Regions from separate parts of the Homo sapiens genome. Here region 2 is linked to region 1. Evidence: read pairs that join two places in POLR2A ChIA-PET (ENCODE). Cell type or tissue: PC-9. All regions are shown on one strand. Each heading gives the region's core, and the rest is flanking DNA. Links, peaks and the distances in the headings are about the cores only. Region 1 has its middle 19 kb from the start of ELF3. Region 2 has its middle 17 kb from the start of PKP1.

Region 1 (4,395 bases), core at 137-4,136:
ATCAAGAGTTCGAGACCAGCCTTGCCAACAAGGTGAAACCTCGTCTCTACTAAAAACACAAAAATTAGCTGGGTGTGGTGATGCACACCTGTAATCCCACCTACTCTGGAGGCTGAGGCAGGAGAATTGCTTGAACTTGGGAGGCGGAGTGAACCAAGATCAGGCCACTGCACTCCAGCCTGGACAACAGAGTGAGACTCCAAAAAAAAAAAAAGAAAGAAAGAAAAAGAAAGGAAAGAAAGAAAGAGAGAGAGAGAGAGAGGAAGAAAGAAAGAAAAAAAAGAAAGAAAGAAAGAAAGAAAGAAAGAAAGAAAGAAAGGGAGAGAGAGAGAAGGAAGGAAGAAAGGAAAGAGAAAGAAAGAAAGAAAGGAAAGAAAGAAAGAAAAGAAAAAAAAAAAAAAAAGAAAACAGTCTGGGAGGCCGGGCATGGTGGCTCACACCTATAAATCCCGCACTTTGGGAGGCGGAGGCGGGTGGATCACCTAAGGTCAGGAGTTCGAGACAAACCTGGCTAACATGGTGAAATCCCCTCTCTACTAAAAATACAAAAATTAGCCTGGTGTGGTGACGGGCACCTGTAATCCCAGCTACTCGGGAGGCTGAGGTAGGAGAATTGCTTGAACGCGGGAGGTGGAGGTTGCAGTGAGCCTAGATCGCGCCATTGCACTCCAGCCTGGGGGAAAAGAGCGAGACTTCGTCTCAAAAAGAAAAGAAAAGAAAAGGAAAGGAAACAGTCTGGGCGGAAGATATCAGCTTAATGACAACAACTATCTTTGGATAATGATATGATGCATAATTTTTACTTTTGTCTTAATGCCTTTCCATATTGCCTGAATTTTCCTTTACAAAAAGCCTGTATTTCTGTTAAAATAAAAAAGAAGACATCGTGTAGGATGTAGTTGGAAGGGGGGGAAAAAAAGAAGAAAATGAGGCGGGAAAGGGTGCAGGGTTTGAAACATGGCGGACGACGCAGACCAGAAACGCACTACCGACACTGTAGAGGAGCCCCTGGATCTTATCAGGCTAGGCCTAGATGAGCTAATTACTTTATTTTATTTATTTATTTTTTTGAGACGGAGTCTCGCTCTGTCGCCCGGGCTGGAGTGCAGTGTCGCAATCTCGGCTCACTGCAAGCTCCGCCTCCCGGGTTCACGCCATTCTCCTCCCTCAGCCTCCTGAGTAGCTGGGACTACAGGCGCCCGCCACCACGCCCGGCTAATTTTTTGTATTTTTAGTAGAGACGGGGTTTCACCATGTTTGCCAGGATGGTCTCGATCTCCTGACCTCGTGTTCTGCCCGTCTTGGCCTCCCAAAGTGCTGGGATTACAGGTGTGAGCCACTACGCCTGTCGTAACTCACAACTTCTTAAGCTAAATGGTATTTTCAGTTTTCTCAAGCTCTTCCAATAAACATGACCAAGATGCAGAACTCTTTTTCAGGACTTGTTTTGCTCCATTATTCTCACAGATATTTTTCTGATTTTTTTTTCTTTAAATTAAAATTGGTGTTTCCTCGGGGGAAAAAAAAAGAAGAAAATTCTTCCTTCGTTTTGAAAAATAAACATTAGTAATTCAAAAAAAGTAAAATAAACAACATGTCTATATTTGGAATGAGTTAACCAAAGTATGACTCATCTATTTCTACTATGGAATACTATGCCTTCATTAAAAATGATGATTCATTGAAGAATCTGCTTTGTGCCAGGCATTGATGATATAAAAGAAACCAAGATGAGGACTCTCCCCTCTTGAGGTTATATGAGTAAACAGATGCTTAACACATAATGGGAATAATTGTATGACAAAAGTATCTATAGTGACACTGAAACCACAGAGAAGAACACAGACTCTGGAACCAGGTGCGCGGGGGTTCTGGGAAGATAAGTAGGAACTCACCAGGGCACAGAGATGGGGGTCACCTAGGCAGAAAGAACATCACGTGCAAAGGTCAAGATGCATGAAATGGTACGATTTAAACAGAGGACAGGAAGAAATTGAATAGGATAGGAGCCTAGCATTTCAGGCAGGAGTGGCCAAAAATGAGGCTGAGAGATTTGTAGATCATGAAATGTAAGGTAACAGAGTCAAAATAGCTTTTTGGTAATGTCTCACTGATGGCAATGTGGAGGGTAGCATGATGGGATAGTATTAAAGAAAGGACACCACCCAGAAAGCTGTTACAGTTCCCAAGAAAAGGGGATGAGGGCCTGAGTGGCAGCAATGACAGTGGAGATGAGGACTGGAGTGGAGCAAAGGGTCAGGAGACATCACAGAGGTCTAAAGGGCAGGACTTGGTGAGAGGTTAAGGGGAGGGCAGAGTCAAGATAACACAGAGAGTCTGACATGTGGCTGGGTAGGCCAGGCTCCGGTCCTTAGGAGGAAGAACAGATTGGGGGCTGGATCTGATTACTGCGCTTTGAGGGGCCTGAGATATTCTGTAGGCAGATATGTTCAGAGGGAGGCTTGGGTCAAAAAGTAGCTTTTAGGGTCTTGAAGCATTTAAATGATAGTTGAAGCCAAGGGTTTGAACACTAATCAGGGAAAATGGACAGAAAAATACAGGGGAAAACAGTCCAGGGATAGAGCTTCTGTATGTTTAGGGGCTAAATGGAGAAAGAAGAGCTGGTAGATTGAGAAGGTGAGATCAACTAGGTAGGAAGAAAACAAAAACCAGGGAGGATGGTGTCAGAGACACCCAAGAAGTAGAAACCTCAAGGTAGAAGTAGTCAATAGTATCAAATGTCAAAAGACGCTCATAGGCCAGGCACGGTGGCTCACACCTGTAATCCCAGCACTTTGGGAGGCTGAGGCGGGCAGATCATGAGGTCAGAAGTTCGAGACCAGCCTGACCAACATGATGAAACCCCATCTCTACTAAAAATACAAAAATCAGCCGGGCATGGTGGCGTGCGCCTGTAATCTCAGCTACTCAGGAGGCCGAGGCAGGAGAATCGCTTGAACCTGGGAGGCAGAGGTTGCAGTGAGCTGAGATTGCACCACTGCACTCCAGCCTGGGTGACAGAGCAAGACTCCGTCTCAAAAAAAAAAATGTGCTATGATGGGCACAATGTCTCGCACCTGTGATCCCAGCCTTTTGGGAGGCTGAGGCAGGAGGATCAATTGAGCCCAGGAAGTCAAGGCTGCAGTGAGACATGATCGCACCACTGCATTCCAGCATGGGTGACAGAGCAAGACCTTCTCTCTCTCTCTATATCTATCTATCTATCTATCTATCTATCTATCTATCTATCTCTCTTTCTCTATATATATAGTCCTGCTGGGCACGGTGGCTCACTCCTGTAATCCCAGCACTTTGGGAGACTGAGGCGGGTGGATCACCTGAGGTCAGGAGTTCAAGACCAGGCTGGCCAACATGGCGAAACCCCATCTCACTAAAAATACAAAAAAAAAAATTAGCTGGGCATGGTGGCACATGCCTGCAATCGTAGCTACTTGGGAGGCTGAGGCAGGAGAATCACTTGAACCTGGGAGGCAGAGGTTGCTGTGAGCCAAGATTGTGCCATTGCACTCCAGCCTGGGTGACGGAGTGAGACTGTCTCGAAAAAAAAAAAAAAAATGCCCTATGGACTTAAAACAAAAGAAATCATTTCCAGGCAAAGAGAAGATCCAGGGCACTGTCAGGAAACATTGTCTAAAGATGAATCAAGGATGTGACTGAAAATCCCTTTGTTAAGACTTCAGGGGGCTTGTCCTCCACATTAATTCAACTGTAGACTCCCTTGGTCATCTCTTAATCCTTGTCATTACCAGACACTGAACACCTTAATATTCTCAATTTCACTCTGGCCACTGCCTCTCGTTTTTATAGCTCACCTCTGTGGAATTACAACTCCAGCACTCCTTCAGTTTCACAGGGATATCTAATCCACTGACCATTCTGTCTTTTCTCTGTCCCTCATCCCTTCAAGTTTTCTCTCCCCTCTTTACCCAGATTACATTCTATGATCGGACATTACAATCACTTTCTTTCAGAAACCCTGAACTCTCTTGGCCCCTTTTGCTTTGTGTTTCTCACTTGGCAGAACCACAATCTTGATAAAATCCAACCCTCTGTCCGTTCTGAGTATGCACCTGCGCTGATTAACAGACACATTGACTGTTCTCAGTCTAAATTGGTGGTTCTCTGTAGGGAGCAGCTTTGTACCTGGCACCCCCCACCACCCCCACCGCCACCGCCCCTGTCAGGGACATCAGTGTTTGGAGACATTTTTATTATCACACCTGAGGGTAGGTGCTACAGGTATTTAGTGGGTAGAGAGCCCAGCCGTGTTAAGCATCCTGTAGCTCACAGGCCAGCTCCCCACAACAAACACTTAACTGGCCTAAAATGTCAACAGTGCTGAGATTGAGAAACGCTTCTCTAAATTATTGATCA
Region 2 (4,395 bases), core at 119-4,118, 760 kb before region 1:
ATCTAGTTCTGAAGACAAGCCTTGTTGTTTTCAAACACACAGCTACAAGGTCCCAACTCAGAACCTTTGTACGGAACCTCCCTCACTCAAACTGGGATAATCTCCTCCCCAGAGTTCTGCTCAACTGCCCTTGGAGGCCAGGTCTGAGCACTGCCAGTCAGAGTTCCCGCTGCATTCTCAGTTCCCAGAAGTGCCTGTGCTTTGTGCTTCTGTCTAGCATGTACTTCCCTTACTGACACTCTCTGGCCTCAGTTTCCTTATTCTTGAAATGGAGTACATACTTCTTACTCCACAGATCTAGGAAAATTAAGTAAGATAATTCATGAAATGCCTGTCAAAACAGATGCTCTCGAGCACTCAGCTCCAACTCCATCTCCTCCAAGCAGCTATCTTCTGTATCTGGCCATCCCTGTCGGAGAGGGTCAACAGGTGTCACGGAGGGAGGCCAAAGCCTTCGTCACATGCCAGCCTGTGGTGCCCACCCCTTCTGCTCTAGAACTGATTTTGGACTACACTCACTTTAACCTTTCCTTTAATGTTTCTAGGTAGTGATTTTGGTGATTTTTGTCAAGTTGATACATGCTTATTATAAAAATTCAAGCAACACAAAAATTTGCAATCACTCCAAATCCCACCACCCAGAAAAAAACAACATAAATATTTGCTAAACATCAGTCCTGACAAATTTCAAAATATAAATACAGATACATTGGTCAGTAAATAAATAATAGATAAATCATTTTGTAAGAATAGGGTCATGTGTTACATTCTCTTATTTATTTTTTATAGAGACAGAGTCTCACTCTGTCACACACGCTGGGGTGCAGTGGTGCAACCATAGCTTATCACAGACTCAACCTCCTGGGCTCAAGCGATCCTCCTGCCTCAGCCTCCTGAGTAGCTGGGACTAGAGGCGCATACCACCACATCCCACTCGTTTCTAAAATTTTTTTGTAGAGATGGGTGTCTCGCTAGGTTGCCCAGGCTGATCTCGAACTCCTGGGCTCAAGTTATCTTCCTACCTTGGCCTCCTAAAGTGTTGATATCACAGGAGTAAGCCACCATGCCTGGCCCATACTTTTAAAATATGAAAACGTTAAATGTATTTGTCCTTACATATAATAGAAAAAAATGGAAGATTAAGCTGAAGGCATTATTCAATCTTGGATAAATGTTTCATAATTACATGAGACACTTGTACCTATAAGATCCCTCTATGGATAAGAAAAATCATTTTTCAAAATTGTTTTAAGAAGCTGTAGTCACTGACTTTTAAAAGTATGCTTTCATTTCAGTCTGGCTGACTCCCTGCTATGAAAGATGAAATAACTAGCACCCTGTACTTCATCTCATCTCCCCTTCCCCCACCTCTTGATTTTTGTTGTTTACGTAATTTTCATTTTGTTGGGAGTTTTACATATTTTTATTCTGCTCTGCAACAGTTCTATATTTAAATGAATGCAGTGCTCACCACCAGCCTTTTATTCTCTGGGTTCTCTGGGTTAGCTCAAATAATTCATGGTTTTCTGGCTTGTGTGTCGGATTGTGTGTTCAAGACAGGCTTATCATGTCTGAGATGCTTCTACTGCCTTTAGATCTGACACAACTTATCTGGTATAACATTTGTGAGTCATGCTCTTCCTCATTCAATATTTTGTGGACATTGCTTTATGTACTTGGGCATTGAATGGGATGTCTGAGTCGAACCTGAGTTTTCTCTCTTTTGATGACTTTTCTTTTCTGCCTGCACTCCTGAAAATTATTTATGCTTTGAAGTTCAATAACTTAAACAGGATATGTCGGTGTGGACCATTTTCTATTTTTTTTCTGGTATGTCATGTGCCTTTTTTTTTTTTTTTTTTTTTTTTTTTTTTGCAAATTCAGTCCCTTATTGAAGAAAATTTTTTTTCTGTGTTACATCCCTGAATATCTTTTCTGTTTCATTTATATGGTTTTCTACTTAGGGATATTAATTTTTCTTATATTAGCTAATCTTCCTTCCCTCCCTCCCTCCCTCACTCCCTCCCTCACTTCTTTCCTTCCTTCCTTCCTTCCTTCCTTCCTTCCTTCCTTCCTTCCTTCCTTCCTCTCTTCCTCCCTTCCTCCCTTCCTTTCTTTTATCCTCCTAACCTCCCATCTTCTAATTGCTTGAATCTCTGCCTCTTTTTTTCTCTGCATTGATTATGATGGTTTCAAGCCTTTCCTTTAGCCATTCTATTTTTGGACTTGTATGTTGTTTCTAACTAGTTTATTAGCTGTGTAATTGCATCTAGTTCCCAATTGTTTTCCTAACCCTGCAATCTCTTCATCTCATTCAGTTTTATAATTATCTAGTCTTTGTATTTATATGGTATTATCATACTCTGAAACATGAAACACTGGTGAGGAATTTGTTTCTGTTTTCAGCTCAGGTTTTCTTCCAGCTTGGACTCTTTCACCTGTTTTCAGGCTATATTCCTTCCTTCTTGTTCCCCTGCCTGCATAGTATATTTTCATAGTTGCTGTGCTATTTCTTTTCATATTGCTTACTCTAACATGAACAGCTCTGTCCACACCCTCTACTTGCTTTAATATAAAGCAGATGAGTCACACGTGTCTCATATTGTTCCCTAGATTGCCTCATGCATGTAAGTCTTGCCTGAATGCCTGTGGCCTCCTCAGAAACAAGGAACCTGCTTCATTCTCCTCTAGCCTCGGTGCTATTCCCTGGTACGTGGCTTGCCACAGGCACACAAAATTGGGTGTCTGGGTTTTGACTCTAATTGTCAGAAATTGGGGATATATCAGGTTCTTAAATCCTAAAAGGCATTTAGAAAAATAATGACAGGATTCTGAGCAGCAGTTCTGGGAGCTTACTGAGGATAAAACAAGACAAAATGTATTTAAATTACGGCAAGAGAAATAGAAATTACTCAGAAAACATCACTTGCTGAATTCCAAGAGTTTACCTGCTACTAACTTATACTAATTTACAGTGGCAGAAACCTTAGGGTTATTTCCTTGAGGAGAGGGGATTTTATTTGTCTCATCTTCTGTGAGTGTGGAGTTTGCTTTGCAAAGTGCTACATCTCATATCTATACTGTCAGGAAAAGCTTTCTGGAAAAATTCCAACAACCACCACCATTTATTAAATACCTGCTCTGTGCCAGAAACTTTATATGGACCTTCCCACTGAATCCTCTCAAATGATCCTACAAGCGTGTTTTCACGTCTCCTTTTGCAGTTAGGAAAACTGAAGTTAGAGCAGTTAGGTAAGTAGTCCGAGGACACAGACTGGTGAGCGTCTGAGACAGGTGCACAGACCCACCGGTCCAGGCCCGGAGCCTGTGCCCCTCCACTGTGCTGCCTCCCAAGCTGGCGTTAAGGAGGTGAGATTTAGACAGGTTTCAACAAGGCAAGGGAAACAGAATGGGGCTTGAAAGATAGAAATGAAGAAAGCATTCTAGGCTATGGGAGTAAAAGGGGTGAAATGGCAGAGGGAGACGCGAGAGAAGGGTCTGGATATATACCCCAAAAATTGAAGACAGGGACTTGAACAGAGATTTGTCCGCCCATGTTCATCGCAGCATTACTCACCATAGCCAAAAGGTGGAAACCACCCACCGTCCATTGACAGGTGAATGGGTGAACAATATGTGGTCTATCCACACAGTAGAAAAGGAAGGAAACTCTGACATGTGCTACAATATGGATGAATCTTGATGACATTATGCTAAGAGAAATATGCCAGTCACCGGAAGACAAACACTGTCTGATTCCACTTAAATGAGTTGCCTAGAGTGGTCAAATTCATAGAGGATGATGCGTCAGGCACTAGTGGGAGAAGGAAATGGGAGTTCTTTTTTAATGGCTGCAGAGTTTCAGTCTGTGATAAGGAAACAATTCTGGAGAAGGATGACAGTGATGGCAACCCAACAATGCGAATGTACTAATGCCATTCAATTGTGCACTTAAAAATAGGTAAAATGGTGAATTTCATGTTTTGCATATTTTACTACGATTAAAAACATGTATAATTATTTAGCTACACCTGAATGCTCCTTAAAAGTTCATATTCCTGAGCCCCAGCCCAGACCTGGGTGGGCTCCTGAAATGTCCCTTTTAAAAGAAGTAATGCCAGATGATTCTCACGCTCTGTAGTTTGAGAATCATTGGCTGGAACGAAGAGGGCTGACTAGTGACAAGAAACTGGTCTGGAGGAGTATGCGGACATGGCCAGTCTTCTCACAGCAGGGGGCTGTGTCCAGCAGCCTGCAGGGACCCTGCACCACTCCACTCTGTCTGCTGGCCTTGGACCCTCGACGTGGCAGCCTGCCTTATCTGGGATAAGCTCGTCCTCATCGCAGAATCCTGATCCAGCTGCCTCAGCAGCAGCTGCTGCAGGGAGGGAGGGC

What was found. ChIA-PET counts read pairs that join two places held together with the same protein. Peaks named below come from ENCODE experiments on the same cell type or tissue, not always from the same donor. Only the 100,000 strongest peaks of a DNase experiment are listed, where the experiment ranks them.
Region 2: POLR2A ChIA-PET joins it to region 1 with 11 read pairs; 1 of 35 experiments calls an interaction of 5 or more read pairs at or near these places.

The regions. Positions count from the first base shown.
Region 1 is chr1:202,027,649-202,032,043 of GRCh38, forward strand. No RefSeq gene overlaps it. Among named protein-coding and RNA genes, the nearest start is that of ELF3, 19 kb to the left of the region's middle. In PC-9, for the core only: no CTCF peak of the experiment used is centred there; a DNase peak (open chromatin) is centred at 1,703; H3K27ac peaks cover 2,043 bases.
Region 2 is chr1:201,264,339-201,268,733 of GRCh38, forward strand. No RefSeq gene overlaps it. Among named protein-coding and RNA genes, the nearest start is that of PKP1, 17 kb to the right of the region's middle. In PC-9, for the core only: no CTCF peak of the experiment used is centred there; DNase peaks (open chromatin) are centred at 1,613, 2,603 and 3,723; H3K27ac peaks cover 2,056 bases.